2 separate regions of the Homo sapiens genome follow, and region 1 is linked to region 2. Evidence: chromatin loops called from intact Hi-C (ENCODE). Cell type or tissue: B cell. All regions are shown on one strand. Each heading gives the region's core, and the rest is flanking DNA. Links, peaks and the distances in the headings are about the cores only.

The links. Hi-C counts contacts between places; a loop is a spot of excess contacts. Peaks named below come from ENCODE experiments on the same cell type or tissue, not always from the same donor. Only the 100,000 strongest peaks of a DNase experiment are listed, where the experiment ranks them.
Region 1: it touches region 2 in a loop (1.9-fold over the local background); 3 of 110 quality-filtered maps call a loop at or near these places.

Annotation. Positions count from the first base shown.
Region 1 is chr5:112,792,903-112,800,902 of GRCh38, reverse strand. The region is part of intron 7 of APC (APC regulator of Wnt signaling pathway); the gene reads right to left. Among named protein-coding and RNA genes, the nearest start is that of APC, 59 kb to the right of the region's middle. In B cell, for the core only: no CTCF peak of the experiment used is centred there; a DNase peak (open chromatin) is centred at 4,672; H3K4me3 peaks cover 886 bases; H3K27ac peaks cover 2,189 bases.
Region 2 is chr5:112,844,200-112,856,097 of GRCh38, reverse strand. APC (APC regulator of Wnt signaling pathway) reads right to left here. Exons shown (of 16, transcript NM_000038.6): 16 at 9,859-11,898. Among named protein-coding and RNA genes, the nearest start is that of SRP19, 11 kb to the left of the region's middle. In B cell, for the core only: CTCF peaks have their summits at 7,468 and 7,668 (motif pointing right); a DNase peak (open chromatin) is centred at 7,657.

The DNA of each region.
Region 1 (8,000 bases), core at 1-8,000, 51 kb after region 2:
AAACTATTACCTAAGCTTACAAATATCTTCTACTTAGGTATATTTTCACATAGAATATATATATATATATGTATATCTTCTAATAAAAGTTAGGTGAAATAAAATGATAGGCTCTTAGCTTCTGATATGAATAAAACCCAAAGCCTTTTCTAATGCAACCACCATCTGTTAACAGGAAATTAAAATGACAGATTACATCCAGTAAAAGCAGTCATTTCAAGATAGATTATCCCTAGCACAAAGCAGTCACTTTATAAAAATACCACCACAAAATTAAAGAAATAAAAGAATTTCTCACGGTCATTTATAGAAACACCTATATGCTTGTTCTAGGAAAAAAATATCTAAAATAAAAATTATACATTAAAAATCTGACCTAACAGTGGATAATTAAATTACAAAATGATTCCTAACGTAATTTCTTTAAACATCAAGCTTTCCTAGATCATTTAAAAAATGTGACTTAAAAATTTAATTTATATGCAACATTTCCATCAATAAACTAGTATCAGTTATATGCTGGCAAAAGTGAGGTAGCACTCAGTAATCCAGAAATATAAGAATAATTAGTACCATCTGAAAATCATGCTATAGAATTTAATGGAATCCACAAGAATAGATATACATACATAAAGTCAACCTAGAGACAAAATGAATCTAAGACCACAAAGATTTGACACTAACGTAAGTGAAGATGTCAACATATTTAAAGAAAATTACTGACCATCTACTATGTTAGTTACTTGCAATAGATGCTGGGGAATACAGTGCTAGCAAAACTAGACATTGTTCTATGCTCTCTTGGACCTTACAGTTTAGTCAGGGACACTGTCAAATAATGACAGAAATAATAAAGGTAAAATTGACAAATGCCATGAAAGAAGGGTACAAGGTGCTGTAAATATATATAACAGAGAGATATGATATACTCTGGAGGTTTGGAAGAGCTCTCTTGGGAAGTGCTGTTTGAGTAAAGACTTGAAGAGTAAATAGGAGTTAACTAGGCAAAGGGGAGGAGTAGAGGATGAGTGTTCTGGGTAAAACAGATCACATGCAGAGGACCCAGGGTAGGAGGGAGTGTGGCTTGTTTTAGCGTGTCAACGAATCATGGTGTGGATGAAGCACCAAAAATAAGGAGGAAAGTAGAACAAAAAGAATATGATAAAAAAATTTAAATTTTAATGCCTTTTTCTGCGATTCTTAGATGGCATTCTTGCCTTTTCTACTTGCAAGTTACAGTGAGGCCACTGCATGATTGCCCCCACATAATTAATACTAATATATTAATGGATAAAGTTGCAAGTAAATTTTATTTTTTAAGTCAAATTTTAAATGGTCTAAGTAGGGAGGAAACATAGGAAAGACCAGTTAGGAGGCTAATGTATTAATATAAGTGTGAGACAGTGGCACTATGCACTAGGGAAGCAGTGACAGAGATAAAAGAAGTGGAGACATAGAGGTAAATCTGATCGGGTTCGCTGACAGGATATGGGGAGTGGAGGAAGAGGTCTGGTGTGGAGTATTACTCCTACATTCCTTAGCTCACACAATTCAATAATGATGGTGCTACTCCTCACAGAGATAGGTAATACTGAGGGAGGATGAAGGTTTTTTGCTGCAAGGTGGGGTAGTAAAGAGGGCTTAGGAGGAACAGATCATTAATTATGTTTTGAATATGTTGAGTAATATTAAAGTGCCTTTTTTTTTTTTTTTTTTTTTGAGACAGAGTCTCGCCCTGTCACCCAGGCTGGAGTGCAATGGCGCAATCTCGGCTCAAACGATTCTCATGCCTCAGCCTCCCAAGTAGCTGGGATTACAGGCGCCCACCACCATGCTGGTTATGTTTTGTATTTTTAGTAGAGACAGGGTTTCACCATGTTGGTTAGGTTGGTCTTGAACTCCTGACCTCAGGTGATCTGCCCACCTCAGTTTCCCAAAGTGCTGGGATTACAGGCATGAGCCACAGTGCCCGGCCATTATCCCCATTTTATAGATAAAGAGATGGAGGCACAGAGAATATAAGTAACTTGTTTTCAGTCACATATCTAGTAAATGGCAGAGTCAGAGCTGGAATTCCAACCCAGGCAATTCCAACCCAAACTACCATTTAACATTTACTATCTTCATTTTCTTTCCTCCCTCCTCTTTCCTAATTACTTTTTTTTATTCTTTCACTGATCCTAGGCTACAGGCCTGCCTGCACGCTTCGATACACTGAAGACAAAAGAAGTGGTTGTTCACTATTATGAAAGATTAATTCTAACTAGTTTCCTCATTTCCATAGTTGCTTTACAACTTCTCCAAGGTTTTCTACTCTAGGTGATAGAACTTGAAAAAAAATTTTGGTGAGGTATTTAAATATCACAAAATCCATCCATTTTAAGTGTTCAATTAAATGACTTTTAGATTTATCAAGCACAGCTGTAATCCAGTTTTAGAACATTTTCATCATTCCAATAAAATTCCTGCTGTCCATTTACAGTTAATCCTCATTTCCACTTACAGTCAGACAACCACTAATGTACTTTTTGTCTTTAGAAATTTTGCCTTTTCTGGACATTTGATATAAATGGACTTATATCTCTGGCTTATTTTACTTAGCATGTTCTGGAGGTTCATCCATGTTATAAATTCTGCATCAGTAACTTACTTTTAATTGCTGAATAATATTCCACTGAAGGGATATAACAAATTTTGTTTATTTATTCACTAGTTGATACACATTTGCACTGCTTCTCCTTTGAGGCTATTATGAAAAAATGCTGCTAGTGAATGAACATACAAGTCTAAGTCTTTGTGTACACATATATTTTCATTTCTCTTGGCCAGATACCTAGGAGTAAGATTGCTGAGTCACATAACTATATGTTTAATATTTTGAGGAATCACTCAACTGTTTTAAAATGGTGGCTGTACTATTTAAATTCCCACCAGCAATGAGGGATCCTGCTTCTCCACATCTTCGTCAATGCTTATTATTGCCTTTATGATTAAAGCCATCATAATGGGTGTGAAGCAGTATCTCACTTGGGCTTTGATTTGCATTTCCTTAATGATTGAGCATATTTTCATGTACTTATTTGCCATTCCTATATATACCTTCTGTGGTGAAATGCCTATTTAAATCTTTTGCCCACTTAAAAGGTGAGTTGTATTTATCTTTATTAATGAGTTGCAAGAATACTGTGACTTTAGTAAGTATTCTTCATTTGCTATTATCTTTTAAGACACACTGCATTGTCCTCACAGCTCCCATTCCACCCAATGTACTTGCTTGTTAATAAATAAACTATGTCTGGAAGAACACACAAGAAAGTCACAGCACTGGTTGCCTCACATACCTTTATGTAACTTCTGAGTTTTGAATCATGTGTAATAATTAGTAGACTTAAATCACGTCCAGCATCTAGACCTTAAACCAGAGTTATAATACAGGTAGCCAAAGAAAATGCTATAAGAAATATGCTTCATGATAGAGAAATTATTTGGCAGAAGCTTTTCCCTTTCTCATATCTACTGCTCTATGAACTAATTTGCAAGTGTCCAATCCCCAATTTTCTCCATCTTCTAGCTTCTCCCTCTAACTTACATTAGAAGAATAAAATAATGCAATAAACAAACCACAAACGGCAAAATTGTAAAAAGTGGTTTTGTTCTTTCTTAAATGTGAAATGGCACCTTCCTTTGGCTTACATTTACAAACTATCAGAATAATGCAACTGATGTAACTATTATCATAACAAAAGGAAGCAATAAGAGGTTGGATCATAGTAGCAGACAGTCTGCCCTAAATCCAATAATATGAATAAAAAGTTTTGAACAGATACAAGAAACACAAACAAGTTTCCAACCTGAAACTTGTAACAGTACTGGAAAATGAGGATTACTATTAATAAATGGTACTACAATGAAATTGAAGGTGAACAGCATTAAATAAAATAGAGGGCTATTTTATATTACATAAATAAAAGATTCAATCAACTAGAAAAAAATGTGACTATTGATTTAGAAATATCAAAACCTGTTAGATGCAGCAAAACAGTAATAATCAGAATACAAGAAAGATGGGGGGGAAAGAACTAACTGTAACTAAAGCTATTCAATTAAAAACAAAACACTGCCTATTTAAAAATAATTTAAAAAATAGACCAAAACAAATTTGCTTAAGGATGAAAGACACATAAAAACTTCAGTAGAAAGCCAAAAAGGTCATAATAAGTAGAATGCTACATACATCAATACCAACAGAACTGAAAAGGAGCAAAAAAATACTGCTTTTTTTCCTGGCCCTTTCCAAGGGCCAGGTAAAAAAAGAGTCCATTGCAAAAATGAACACATTCTTTAAATTGCAAATATTTGACTTATATTTGCTTAAGACAGTCATGTTAAACTGCTTTTAGGATTATGACTATCACATTGTACTTAAACTGTCTACTTAGCAAATAAGTTTCTACATATTTCAGATTCAGATGTACTAAATCCAAAGTTCCTCAGATATTAAAAAAGCCAGACATGGATGAAAATGTTTTTTGAAAGAACTCTTTCTTTCTAATCTCTTTCAGCTGAGTTTTTGGGGAAGGGGGGATACTCACCCCCTCCGATCTCCAAATAACCTGCTTCAATGGCTAGTTCTGCATTTTTCAGTTGAATGCTTCATTTCAGTTCCACTTTATTGTTACACAAATTTTCCACTATTTACATTACTTTGACTATGAAATTCTAATCATAGCTGGCAGATGGTATACTATAATCACCTTCCTTTACAACTTCCTGTTGTCCATGGAGTTAAAGGTTATCTTTATTTTTTGTTCATTTGGGTTTCTGGGTACATATGACTGATGCTCAGCTTCTCTCCTACTGTGTAAATTTCCTTTCCCTTCAATACATTCAGAAACCGCAGGTATTCTGCTGATTTCATCTTCTTGGACTTAATCTCTCCTGGAATCCTCTCAATAGTTTCAATATGGACTGGTTGCTTTCTTTACCATTTATCTCAGGATGTCCCTTCATCTTTACTCTGTAGTTTCACTCATCTCTTTCTCTTGTATTATATCCCCTGGGTCTTGAGTTGAAAAAATTCATTTTTCTTGCTTTACATTTCGATTTCACTTGAGTATATCCTTTAATAGGTTCCAGAAAAGGGTGCATGAGAAAAACGTATTTGACACTTTGCCTATCTAAAAGTGTCTTTATTCCACTCTCAAATTTAACACTTTGATTAAAGGCTAGAATGGTATAATAAAAAATATAGCTGGTCTTTGTTCATTTGTACCTGAGAGAGCTTCAAATACCCTTGGAATTTCTCGAGTGATAGGGGTGTGTGTTATGCTAATGAGGCAACTCAGGGTAGGCCACCAGATAGCAAAAAGATGGGTGGCTGTCACCATGTGATAAGAGAGTTAGAACTTTGGGCCAGACGGACCTCCAGGAAGAGAAGGAGGCTGGAAATCGAGTTTAATCCTCATGTGGCCAATTATTTAATTAATCATGCCTACAGAATAAAATTTCAATAAAAATTATGGATACCAAAACTCAGTGCAGCTTTCTGATTGGTGAATACACTGAAGTGCTGGAAAAGGCTGGGAACGGTGGCTTATGCCTGTAATCCTAACACTTTGGGAGGCCGAGGCGGGCAGATCATGAGGTCAGGAGTTCAAGCCCAGCCTGGCCAATATGGTGAAACCCCATCTCTACTAAAAATACAAAATATTAGCCAGGCATGGTGGCAGACACCTACAATCCCAGCTACTAGGGAGGCTGAGGCAGGAGAATCGCTTGAACCCAGGAGGCGGAGGTTGCAGTGTGCCAAGATCACGCCACTGCACTCCAGCCTGGGCTACAGAGCGAGACTCTGTCTCAAACAAAAACAAAAACAAAACAATGAAGTGCTAGAAGAGTGACATGCCTAGATTCCACTAGGAGAAAGCATGAAATCTCTGCACCCCCATCCCCATTCCTACACCCCTTCCTTAGGCCTTGCCCCATATGTCTCTTCATTTGGCCATTCTTGATCTGTATCCTTATAATAAAACTGTTAATCCTAAGTATAGCACTTTCAGTGAGTTGTGAGCCATTCTAATGAATTACTGAACGTGAAGGGGATGTGGAAGCCTGGAATTTGTAACACACTGGGCAGAAATGTGAGTGGCTTGGAGATACTCAACATTTGTGGCTGGCATCTGAGGTGGGAGCAGTCTTGTGAAGGAGTCGGCTCTTAACCTGTTGGGGCTGTGCTAACTCTGGGTAGTTAGTGTGAGAATGGAATGGTACCACAGCACACGCACACGGGGTGGAATTTATAGACAGCTTGGCAGCAGTCCTGGTGGCTTAGGGACACCCAAAACTTGTGGCTGGCGTTTGAAGTGGACAGTCTTGTGACTGACTTTGTCTTTTACTTGTGGAGCTGACTCTAACTCTGGGTAGTTAGGATCAAAATTGAACCCAACTGGAGGATATACAGTGGTGTCAAAGAACTGGGGTCAAAACATAGCTGCACATATTTTCTTTTAAAAGGTTTAACAGGGGTCAGGCGCAGTGGCTCACGCCTGTAATCCCACACTTTGGAAGGCCAAGACAGGCAGATTGCTTGAGCTCAGGAGTTCGAGACCAGCCTGGGCAACATGGCAAAACCTCGTCTCTACAAAAAATACAAAAATTAGTCAGGCATGGTGGCACATGAGCTACTCGGGGGCTGAGGTGGGAAGATCACTTGAACCCAGGAAGCAGAGGTTGCAGTGAGCCGAGATTGCGCCACTGCACTCCAGCCTGGGTGACAGAAACTTTTTAAAGAGACTTACTTACATGGCAGGATTCACCAACAAAACAACCCAGCTAGATCATCCTACCTTTTTTTTTTTTTTAAGAGACTTAGTTCCACGTCTCTTAAAAAAAGAAAAGTTTTAAGAAATGCCTACCCTACTTCCCAGTTTCCAGTGCTGTTATTTACAAATGTAAAGGCATTTGCATTCCTGTTCCTTTATGTGAAATTTGTTTTCTCTTCCTTCTCCAGAAGGTTGTTAGAATATTCTTTTTATCCCCAGTGATTTGAAATTTCCTCATGATGTGTCTTAGTGTAGGATTATTCTTATACATGATGTTAGATACTGGAGAGACCAATTTTTTGGAAAACTAAGCCCCTTGTTAAAATTTCTGAGAAATTTTGATTTATTTCTCTAATTTCCTGTCTCCAGTTTCTCCATTTTCTTTTTGGAACTCCTTTTATTTGGATATTGAACCTTCCTAGAATGATCTATACTGTCTGGTAGTTAGTGTCCACTCATATTTAAGAGCGGGCTATCTATGAAAAAGTTAAATGAAGCTCTATGCCTGAAGAATGGATTTTGTCAACTATATTACCCTATAGGGTGATCTAGGTGGGTTGTTTTGTTGGGTGAATTTTTCCATGTAAGTCTCTTTAAGTTTTTTTTCTTGGGTTAGTCACATTCTTCTGATTTTTTTTCTCCCTTTTTAATGTTCTCTCAGCAGAATCAGGGTTAGTCACATTCCTTATAGAAGTTCCTTCCAGAAACTTGCCTGGAGATTATAAGCCTGGATGCCAGTGGGGGTTTCAGCATTCAGTAGGTAAATTTTCATGTAATTCAGTGTTTCGTATGATACCCTCACGTTCAATTAAACAAGGTTGACCCCTAACCAAAGACCCTTTGTTTACCCTCTCCACCTCTTCAGAGGAGAAAGCTCTCATCTTTTGCTGGGATTGGAAAGGAGCAGTCACCTAGCTGTACAGGGTTGTAGGGAGGTTCTGGAAAGTCCATCTGCTTCTTAACAGATTTTCAAATATCTTCCTGCTTTTAACCCTTTTTTACTCTCACACCCAGAGGTATCTAGTTGCTTCATGACTTTTCATTCCTATTGCTGCCTTATGGGTCAACCCTCTCTGATATGCTAGAATGTTATCACTTGTTTACCTGCTTTCCAGCTCCACGGATTTTACTGTGGTCACCTTCCCTGGTCTTAATGCCTCTTTCATTGTATCCTTTTAC
Region 2 (11,898 bases), core at 3,761-11,760:
ACATTGTGGAGTAGAAAGAACCAGGAATCCATCTTCCCACCACAACAATGATTACATTAGCAGAATCTGTGACATGTAACTATTTAGAAACTATGGAGCCTATTGAAGGCTTGCAACTTCCAGGGGAAGAATTTAAAAGTAAATTGGAGTTACTTTTGGTCAGTGTCAGTTCTTAATACAGTAGCAGTTACCCATGCCCATCCCCAGCCCTGTGATAGTCAGCTGTATACGCATTCCAGGAACAGCCTATGGGACCCAGAGTGGGCAAAAAGCACCCTGTCTTCCAAGTACTGGGCATCTGTACACTGGTCATTGATTGCTGCTTCTGATCATATAAGTGCAGACAAAGAGGCAGATGGTCATGGATTTTGCACCTCCCCTCATTGGTTCAAACCCCTTCTCTCCAGCTGAAGTGACTTCCAGGGGATTTAAAGGACTGGTGCCCCTCCTCCTTAATTTTTCTCTCTCTCTCTTTTTTTTTTCTTTTGGGAGGCAGGCATTAAAGACTAGGACATCCAAAAACAATGGCATATATGAGGAAAATTAGAAAGTAACTATGCATTCCGAGGAAAACACTAGGATCAGAAAAACCTGAGAAGACCTCGAGTGTACACCTCACGTTGAACCTTGGCACAGAGAGAGCCTATAACAATTAAACAAACAAAAAACCCAGGGAAGGGGAGAATTTGATTTCCAGAGTTACCACATCTCCTGCTTACCTTGATCTTCTCTGTCTTTGTGAACCCCATCTCCAGCCAGCAGCCTCAACCAAGGTTAATATGTTGGATTTAGTGGCACATGTGTTTGAAGAAAAGGAAGATGGTTTTATAAAAAATAAGGTTTGAAAACAAGTGCCATTGGATTCAAATGTCCAGTTTTCAACAAAAAATCACAAGGCATACGAAGAAACAGGAAAATTAGGCTCATTCAAAGAGAAAAAATCTTGGTAAATCTCAGAGTAGGGGTGAAAAGAGAAAAAGTAAATAAAAGATATCGACAGAAACTATTTCTGAAAAAGATCTGATGGTAGATCTACTAGATAGAGACTTTAAAACAACTGTCTTAAGGAGGCTCAAAGAACTAAAGGAGGATGTGGAGAAAGTTGAGGAAACCATGTATTTACAAAATGGAAATAACAATAAAGAGACAGAAAATCTAAAAAGAAGACAAAAAAGAAATTCTGAAGGTGAAAAAATACAGCAACTAAAATGAAAAATTCACTAGAGGGAGTCAGAGGCAGTTTTGAACGGACAGAAGAATGAGCAAACTTGAAGATAATGGAAATTACTGAGTCTGAGGAACCAAAAGAAAAAAAAATAAGAAAAGCAAACAAATTCTAAGGGACCTGTTGGAACACCATCAAGTGGACCAATATACACATTGTGGGAGTTTTAGAAGGAGAAGAGAGACAGAAAGGACAGCAAGAATATTTGAAGAAATAATGGCTGAAAAATTCTCAAATTTGTTGAAAGATATTAATATAAACATCCAGGAAGCTCAGTGAACTCCAAGTAAGATTAACTAAAAAAAAAAACCCACATTAAGACACATTATAATTAAACTTTCAAAAGCCTAACATGAAGAATCTAGTTCAAGTTGCTCACAGGTCTAAGAGTGAGACTCATATGCATACAGCCATAGCAGGATCACCCCAGACTGAGCTTGAGTTGAGTCTATTGGGAAATTCATGGCACGCTTGGGCATATTTGGTTAGCTAATGGGGATGGCTGCCTGTCTCACTTGTCTGTTGCTGTGTAACAAAGCACTCTAAAACTTACTGCTTTAAAACAACAACAAAAATTTATTTGCTCATGAAAGTGCAGTTTGGGTAGGGTAGATAAACAGGACCAGCTTGTCTCTGTTTTATGTGGCATCTGCTGGGGCTAGAAAGTCCACAATGACTTTATGTTTATGTCTGCCTCAGTTGGGATGGCTTGAACAGCTGAAGGCTGGTTGGATATCTCTATCTCCATGTGGTGTGGCATCTCCATATGGTTAGATTGGGCTTTGATAAAGACTCTCTCCTTGACCAAACATTAAACAGTCTCCTCTGAATCCTCTTCTCAACTAGGTCTCGACCTTGGCCCCAGTCTTCTCTTTGACCTGTCTAGCCCAACCTAGTTTTAGCAAGAATCCTGCTAAGTTTAGTGAGAATTTCCCTACCCTTGAAATCTAATCAGATTTCTCATCCCCCACCTTTAATGTAAAAGGCTTTGGCCTGCTTACAGCAAGAACCTGTTAAGTCAGGTTAGCAAGGATCACCCTATCCTTGATGTCTTCCCTTAGCAATTTTCCATCCACTTACCCCTTTGGCTATAAATCTCTAGCTGCTAATCCCTTTCCCCTATTGCAATACCCCAATTGCCAAAGTCTTGAGAAAAGTCTTCATTACAGTTTTAACAAGTTTCCTGCAGATGGCAAAGTAGAAGCTGCTAGGCTTTTTTAATGCCTGGTCTTGGAAGTCCCAGAAGATCATTTTCTCCACATCCTATTGGTCAAAGCAATCACAGGACCAACTCAGATTCAAAGGAGGGGCAATAGATTTGTACTGTAAAAAAAGCACGTGGAATGGGAGATAGTGTGCCATTTTTGGAAATATGTTCTACCATTCTGTCAGAAGTCAATTCCACAGAACACAGAATTTACCCTAGAACAACTAAGAGTTATGAAGACCAGCTTGACCCAATGACAAAACTGTCACCATCTGGGGGAAAACTGTCAGAGCACAACATGGTGTTTGTCACTAAGATTTGTATGTGTTCCATATCCAGACCCTGGAGGATTCATATCTATATTTTGAGTTAGGAGAATAGGCTATCATTAAAATCTGTTTTAATGAAACTATTTCATTAAAAATACCTTAAGGCATTTGAACACAAACAGTACTGGTTTGGTAATCTTATGGGAAAATGTTAATACCAAAGTGGAGGACAGGTGTTCTTGCCACATCTAGGGGAATGCAGTGCAACTTCTGGACATCAAGAACTCCTGAGAGTAGAGTCCCCACTTAGGCACTGCCCAGTTTCTGATAACAAGGGCCATTTTGGTGGATACAGTTGATTTGGACCCAGTATCCACTACATTTTTTTTTTTTTTTTGAGACAGAGTCTCGCTCTGTCATCCAGGCTGCAGGGCAGTGGCGTGATCTCAGCTCACTGCAGCCTCTGTCTCTCCAGTTCAAGCAATTCTCCTGCCTCAGCCTCCCAAGTAGCTGGGACTACAGGCATATGCCACCACACCCAGCTAATTTTTGTATTTTTAGTAGAGACAGGGTTTCACCATGTTGGCCAGGATGGTCTTGATCTCCTGACCTCGTGTTCCACCTGCCTCGGCCTACTAAAGTGCTGGGATTACAGGCGTGACCCCTCACGCCTGGTCCAAATTCCTTATATTATGGCTTGATTTCTTATGCAGCAAAGTGAGAGAAAAGAAGTGATGGAGGGGAAGTAACAGTAAAAGAAAGAACATGTGAACATTTGCTTGAAGGCTCAAGATTGAAAAGATTCAGGATTAAAAGAGTTATGGGAAAAAAGACAAACAGCTGGACTTAACGCTAGTAAAATTTCTTTATTGAAGGGCTTAAAATAAAACCCTATAAACACTCAAGTAGGAAATAAAAGTTATCTATATTGGAAGAAACCCAGAATGATACTGGAACTTCTTAGCAGTAGTAAATGCTAAAATCTAAAAGTTCTGAGAAAAAGAATTGTGACCAAAATTGTGACCCAAATTATCCTTGTGTGAGGGCAAAATAAAACAATTTGAAAACGAGTATGGATTTAGACAGTACCCTAATTTAGCTTTTCTGAAAAGATAATAATCATTTGAGGAAATACTCCAGCTAAGCCAAATTAACATACAGAATTGAAGAAAATCAAAGTCATGTAATATAGAACAGTGCTGAATACTGAAATCTAATTTATACTTAGATTTAAATAATTATAGTTACTATGATGGTGAAGCTAATTACAATTGTAAAGAAAAGACCCTGAAAATTAAAAACAAGTGAATACGTTAACACTGGAATAGAGATTTTGCAAAGAACCTAGGGTTCCAACTAAAATAATGTACCTCTCTTTCTTGAATCATTTTAGCCACTGCATCATGGGCATATTACTTCACCTAGAACCTTGACCTCTCCATATTTTGCTTTCTCCTCTTTCCCTTTGTTCTCTCCCATCTCTCCTCCTCAGCCTCCCATTCCTGGACTACCCCAAGAATTCCAGATTCTCACCTCTCTTAAGCAAACCTATTAAATTTTCTCTAACTCTCCTCCCAACTCACTCCAGGCTTGGCTTTTCAGATTTCAAACTCATAAAGGTCCTCAGCTAAAGAAAAGGATCCTCTGAGAAACGTCCTTTCACAGAATCCACCTTTTTAAAAGGAAGTTGTGGTTTTATTATTTTTATTTTATTTTACTTTTTTTGAGACCGAATGTCACTCTTGTTGCCCAGGCTGGAGTGCAATGATGTGATCTCGGCTCACTGCAACCTCCACCTCCTGGGTTCAAGTGATTCTCCTGCCTCAGCCTCCCGAGTAGCTGGGATTACAGGCATAGGCCACCACGCCCAGCTAATTTTGTATTTTTAGGAGAGACGGGGTTTCTCCGTGTTGGTCAGGCTGGCCTTGAACTCCCGACCTCAGGTGATCTGTCCCCCTCGGCCTCCCAAAGTGCTGGGATTACAGGTGTGAGTCACCGCGCCTGGCTATTATTTTTAAAATAGAGACAGGGGTCTCACTATGTTGCCCAAGCTGGTCTTGAACTCCTCGGCTCAAGCAATCCTCCTGCCTTGGCCTCCCTAAATGCTAGGATTACAGGCATGAGCCACCATGCCCAGCTCAGAAGTTGTAGTTTTTAAATAATAACTGCTCCTTGGTAGCAAATGTATGAAACAAAATTACAGGCCGGGCGCAGTGGCTCACGCCTGTAATCCCAGCACTTTGGGAGGCCAAGGTGGGCGGATCACCTAAGCTCAGGAGTTTGAGACCAGCCTGACCAAAATGGTAAAACCCTGTCTCTACTAAAAATACAAAAGATTAGCTGGGTGTGTTGGTGGATGCCTGTAATCCCAGCTACTCAGGAGGCTGAGGCAGGAGAATCACTTGAACCTGGGAGACAGAGGTTGCAGTGAGCTGAGATCCCACCACTGCACTCTAGCCTGGGCAACAGAGTGAGACTGTTGTTTGGGCAACAACAACAAATTACAAATGCAAAGAGAAATTAACAAAAACCATGGTAACAATGAGGCTGCCAGTGCTTTACAGATGAATTAGTCTGTGCAAAACAAAAGGAAAAGTTATTATTTATAGTACCAAATGTTGTCATCATGTTTCATGTTTGATGCCTTTTATCGAGAACTATACTGTCATAAATTTGCCTTTACTGTTTTCTTTGCATTTGCCTCTGCAAGGTGGTTGTACTTTTTATTGTATCCATTCTGAATCATTTAGACTGTTTTGTTAGTGGGATATAGTTGGGAGATTTCATTTTATCCAATCTGATAGTGGCTATTTTATGTGTTTAATACATTTATTACTCTTATTCCGTCATTTTATGCTTCACTGTGGCTAATTTAGCTGTTATCTTTCAGCTAGTGATTTGGAGGGAAAATTTTACTTAAATAAGATTTTCTGTTAGTTTCAAGTTACTTTAGGAACAAAGAGGGGTTAGAAGTTCACAAGTGTTCCCCAAACTGGAAAAAGTAGTATACTTTTTTTAAACATTGACATGACCACTAAACTTAAAAATTGAATTTGTATTTTTTCTAAGTTAAAAATAAAATAGTATCTATTGACACTGCCTACATAAAATTCAAAACAGTGTGTTTTAACCTCTTCCTTTCCTTCTAACCCTTATTTCCCCGTCTGGGTTGAATAATCTTGAATTTAAGATGATTTAAATTACTAAGCATTTCATTGTTTCTCTGTGAGTTATTTAAACATTCACATTGAGATTCATTATCAGGTTAACAACATTATTTATACATTTATTCAAGTTTAAATATTTCATTGCTCAATCTTAATACCTTTCCATTTATCTTAATTACTGGGGCAGCTGGAATACTGTAGTAGAAATACGTCATGGTTTCTGGCTCCCAAGCACTTTTGCAGTGTCACTCATAGATTTGAGAAATTCATTTTTATGAATCCAGCCTCAATGGAGAAACAAAAAAGTGAACTTTCCCAGGTGCTACAGGCATGTCAATACATCCTCTGCCAATCACGTCCACCCAAGCAAGACTTCAATTCAGAAGCAAGCAGCGTGAAGTGAGTGCCACATGTAATCTTATTTTATGGCGATGGTGTCAGAGGATTCCAGCATTTAGGGGTAGCATCTAAGTCTTTACTGCAGTCTCACAGTATGGTTTGGATATTGTTTCCACTGTGAAACAATATCCACTTAGAAAAATCAGTTTCTAAGGCTGATTTTCTAGTCCTCATACAGATCCTGTGGGCTACCTCATATTCTTTAAATAAACATCTTGTCATTTAGAGGTCTTGTTTTTAACTATAACAAGAATCCCAAAGGCTGATAAATGAAATGTTAGTATGGTTGGTTTCAGAATTCTTAGGTAATATTTCTATTCCCTCCAAATGCCGCATGTATTGTGTTCCATTTTTTGTGGTGTTTTGTTCTTTGACATTTAGTATTACAGAGATATTTGATGCCAACTTTTTTCTTTTAAGGCAACCTATTCTTCTCTTCCTATTGTTTTTTTTTAATTTTTTTTATTATTTATTTATTTTTTCCCTCGCTCTGTCACCCAGGCTGCAGTGCAGTGGTGAGATCTTGGCTCACTGCAACCTCCGCCGCCTCCCGGGTTCAAGTGATTCTCCTGCCTCAGCCTTCTGACTAGGTGGGACTACAGGCGCGCGCCACCACACCCGACTAATTTTTTTATTTTCAGTAGAGACAGGGTTTCACCATGCTGGCCAGGATGGTCTTGATCTCTTGATCTCCTTATCCACCTGCCTCGGCCTCCCGAAGAGTTGGGATTACAGGCGTGAGCCACCGCTCCCGGCCCCAATGATGTTTTTATAGTCTTATCTTGGAAATTTTAAAACTTACTGTATGTCTAAATATGGTTTTCTGTTAAAGTTACTTCAGGACCAAAGAGGGGTGAGAGGTTCACAAGTGCTCCCCAAACCGGGAAAAGTAGAACAAAGTCTCAAAAATGGCAGGAACTGAGTGACTCCAGGAGCTAGGGACTCTTTTTTTGAGACAGGTTCTTATTTTGTCACCAAGGCTGGAGTGCAGTGGCGAGAACGATCCTCTCACCTCAGCCTCCTGAGTAGCTGGGACTACAGGCGTGTAGCCCCATGCCCAGCTAATTTTTTGTAGAGACGAGGTCTCACTATGTTACCCCTAGGATTTTTTTTTTCTTTTTTTTAAGAGACAGGGTCTTGCTTTGTCATCCAGGCTGGAGGGCTTACAGCTCACTGCAGTCTTGAACTGACAGCCTCAAGCGATCCTTCCGCCTCAGACTCTGTGTAGCTGGGACTACAGGTATGCACCATCAGGCCCTATTTTTTTTTTTTTTTTTTTTTTTGTAGAGACAGGGTCTCGCTTTGTTGCCCAGGCTGGTCTTGAGCTTGTGATTCTTGTCTCTCTCTCACTATGTGTCCTCCCAGTATCTGTTCCCTTTTCCTCTTTCTCCACTAGGTGGCTTCCTCTTAGTTTAAGCTTCATGATGCCAGTCATAGTAATTTGAGCCTTAACTGTGTGCGTGCTCTTTCAGTTCCAGCACTCAAGACCCGGCCAGAAATGTCCTTTGTTACTATTTCAAATTGATTGGCCTGATCATTTTTTTATTTCCAAGCAGTGCTATACAAGTCTCTGGTCACTGACCAGCTGATGATGAGTCTCCTCTAGGTCAGATACAACTCTGGTACAAATAGCCAAGGTCAGGGAGAAAGACTGGGTACGTAGTTCAGTGACCAGTGAATGAGGCTAAGGGTCTGGATTCCAAAAGGTGGTGTAGGTAGGGAAGTTAATGTTTGGCATTTTTTTCAATAGTTATTTTTCACTAATGCTGCTTTATATTCATTGGTCACCTTCACTAACATACATTATGTTGAATATTTTTAATTATTCGAGAAAATAAGTGGATAGTCACAAATGTAGAGAAAGAATTATCCTGAATATCAGATAAAAGAAAGTGTATTTAGCACCAAGAACAATATTATATACATAGAATGTACAGGTTGAAAAAAGCATGAATGGCCTAACAAAAAGCAGAATATACTTTTATAGATCTTAGACAGAGTTGTAAGAATGGCAGGAAAATGACCTGGGGTTTACAGGAGCCACAGTCTATAGGTTTCAACATTACAAAGTAATTTTTAAATTTTAAGTCAGTGTAATATGAGGAAAATACGCTTATTTGAAAGGAAAAAAATTATACACTCTATTTCAGCCACCATGACTTGTGAAAAATAATTGTTTCATAAATTTTAATGATCTGACTACTCAGATGTTCCTTTAACTATGGGCAATTTACTTTTTGCATTTCTGGTGCTCTGCTTTTTTCCTTAGATTCCAAGAAACCCTGGGATAACATATATTCAGATATTGTGCAACTGGCTCCCATCCTCTGCAAGAGATTCATTCTTTCATGTAATTAACCTGTGGCAACATGATCCATATTTTAATCAAGAAACATTTTACTGTACTTACAGTGCTATTTGATCCTTATGGGGCTTATCTTTGATTACTTCCTTTTCATTACCCTGGTAATCTGTAAAGTTGTCCTCAAATATCTTATTTGCTAATTATTGATCACTTCCACTGTATATTAAAAAACTGGATATTTTCATCTGAAATCAACCTTCTCTCATCTCAAAGTTCCCTTTTCATAGTCTTTTAATCTTATTGAAAATTCAAATTAGATCTTTGCTGAAGTTACTGCTTTTTATAATGACAGTCTCAAAGGGAACATTAACTGATCCTTCAAATATAATCACTGTCTTTAGAATTACTTGTTTGTTCATGTCTGGCTAAGTTTGTCTGCTGTCAGGAGTTGAGATGAGCATTATGAAATTGGATGGCTTAATATTGAAATCTTTTATGCCTAGGGGAAGTCTTTTATCTGTTGCTATACTTTGTCAGATTAAGGGTCCAGTTGTTGGGAGGAATCGCTAGAGCTGAAGGCAACCACTCAAGGAGCTTCACTGTGATCTTAGGGCAGTAATTCTCAAAAAGTGTGGTCTCCAGACCAGCAGCATTAGCCTCACCTTTGAACTTGTTAGATATGCAAGTTCTTAGGCCCCATTCCAAACATCCTGAATCAAACTGGGGGTATGGCCCAGCTATGTCTTGTTAAGCACTCCTGGTGATCCCAACGCACTCCTTTGAAGTGCCTTACGTTAGGTAACTCTCCCTCCCCCACTCCTCTCTAAACAGGCATCGTAACTCCTGACTAATTCCCAACGCTGGGCTTAGTATGCCATTTGTTAACAAGCATAAACTGGGAATATTTGGCCTGCTATCGATTATAGCAGCACCCTGTGAACATCTATAATTAGAATTGAGATTTGCCCCTTTACTAATTCAGAACCACTATCTCTAACAGAGGGCCTCATCCAGCAGTCTTTACTTCAATGGGTAGTATAGACTGGCCCGTCTCCCCCCACTCAAGTGTTGCCTACAAAAATTCCACTTTTCTGGCATGTGGAATGTTCATTTTCAGCATTTATATTTTCTTCCTTATTTGAATTAAAAGGCAAGTTTATCTAATTGACTAACATCCATCTCTTTCCATAGAAGTACTTGAAGTGGTTTGCAACAACTGGCATGCAGTAATTCAGAAAATTAGAAATAGAAAATCAAAAAATGAAAGGAAACCAGTATGACCTATATGCATGTATCTCCATTGTTTATGGAAGCCTGGGAAAACAACAGAAGTAGATGGTATTCATAGACAATTTCAGATAACATTTGGCAAAAATTTAAAGGTCAATCATTTCAAAGATAGTAAATTGAAGTGTTTACAAAGTGGTGCAGTAGACACAGTACAGGCATTGGAGTCAAATATCTTAGCTCAAGTCATAGCACTTTTATTTACTGGCATTTTAGCTTTAAAAAAAATCATTCTCATTACCTGGAAGTTATAAACACAGGTAAGGGGTAGATAATTAACTACTTGATGTGATTTTCAAGGCACCAGGTAGGTGTATTCACTCCTATCTGAGTGCCCCACCATGCTTAAAAAGGTTTTCCCTCCCCAAATACAGAGTGTATGAATCTTATCACTAAAAATAAATTTTCATTTATTCAACAAATATGTATGCATGTATCATCAGTCACCCTCTGATCTTTTAAAACAAATCAGGGAAGATATATTAAGTAAATTATCTTAGTTAATAAGTGTCAGTTTATTTTCCTTCAGGAAGGAAGACTTCCCTCCACTGTATAAGGGGACACTTAACATGTACCCCAGAACTGTACCTACCACAAATAAAGTTTCCTTAACAGGCAGGGATTCTAAAATATACTTCTGAATATCTTAATCGTATTAAATCTACCTCTAAAGTTCCATGTGATTTGAATTTTCTGAGCATGGCAAAGTGCTGATTATACTTCACTGCTGAGATCTTGCCCTAACATACAGGGTGATAAAAAGTGTTCATGTCAGACCCAGTTGCAACAAGAAGATGAAGGGGCAAGACAGTTTACACTGTAAAGCCTCGAAGAGACTGCAATGTCTAAGAATCAATTTCAAGTACAGAATTCTATAATATTAAGAAAGAGGAAATTATGTGGGCCTATTATGCTCAATGCTTAGTCTGTGCTAGGCTGCTTGCATTGCTATTACATGAATTTACTTTTACTGAGCTCCAGTGGAGTAAGAAAAAAAAGTTTAAGTGGAAAAATATTAAAAATCAAGATGAGCTAATCACATAAAAGAAATTTCAGGAATAGATAAGTGCCAACGCATGGAATGGTTAAGTGGCAACAGTCTTCTTCAATTGTTTTTATTACAGTAAGAGGAATTTTACTCTTAATGCATAGAAGCTGAAGAAAAAAATTTATATAAGCTTTTAAAAGAGGCATTTTAAACAATTATTAATACAAATGTGAAACAAGACCCTTCAAACAAATACCAATTTCAGTAACAGTTTACATACAGCAATAATTTATTCTGAAATGTTCATTTAGTTTCTGTTGAGACACAATTCATGTCTCATTAATAAAAGAGCAGCCATCTCACCTCAAATACCAGAATATACAACAAATTACAGCATAGCAAAAATTCTACCTACTTTCAGATAAAATCTAGTTCAGGTAAAATAGTTTCATTCAATGTTTTACAGTTACACAGATTTTTGTTTTGTTTGGAGCACAAAATAGTGTAAATTATTACACTGTAGCTATCTCTATGCACATCATGTGACCACATAACTGTTAATCATTACTTCTGAAATTGAACCATCAGTTTCATTCATGCAGTAAAGCAAAGCAGGCTGGGTAAACTTGTTCATCGGGAACCATATTACTGTGAATTTCACAGCCACATGATTAATTATGATGTTAGATGGACTCACAAGGACAAAAACATTTTTTTTTGCATAAATACCAATTTTTCCCTGATGTAAGTTTAGTCAGTTTATAATCTAGAAATGATTGATAACAGCAATATATCATATTTTCTATCTGTAGTGTTCATTATTTTAAGACAAGCAATAATTAAAGGAAGTTGGGATGGGATGCTACTTTAAATACATGTAAAACATACTGTACAAACATACTTGGCTTTACTATTTTTTTCCTAACCATCAAGAGTGCCTCCCAAAATAAGACCAGTGAAGACAAAGTATACTATCAAATATGGCTTCCAGAACAAAAACCCTCTAACAAGAATCAAACCTATTTACAAAATTTTTCAGTCTTTTAAAGTT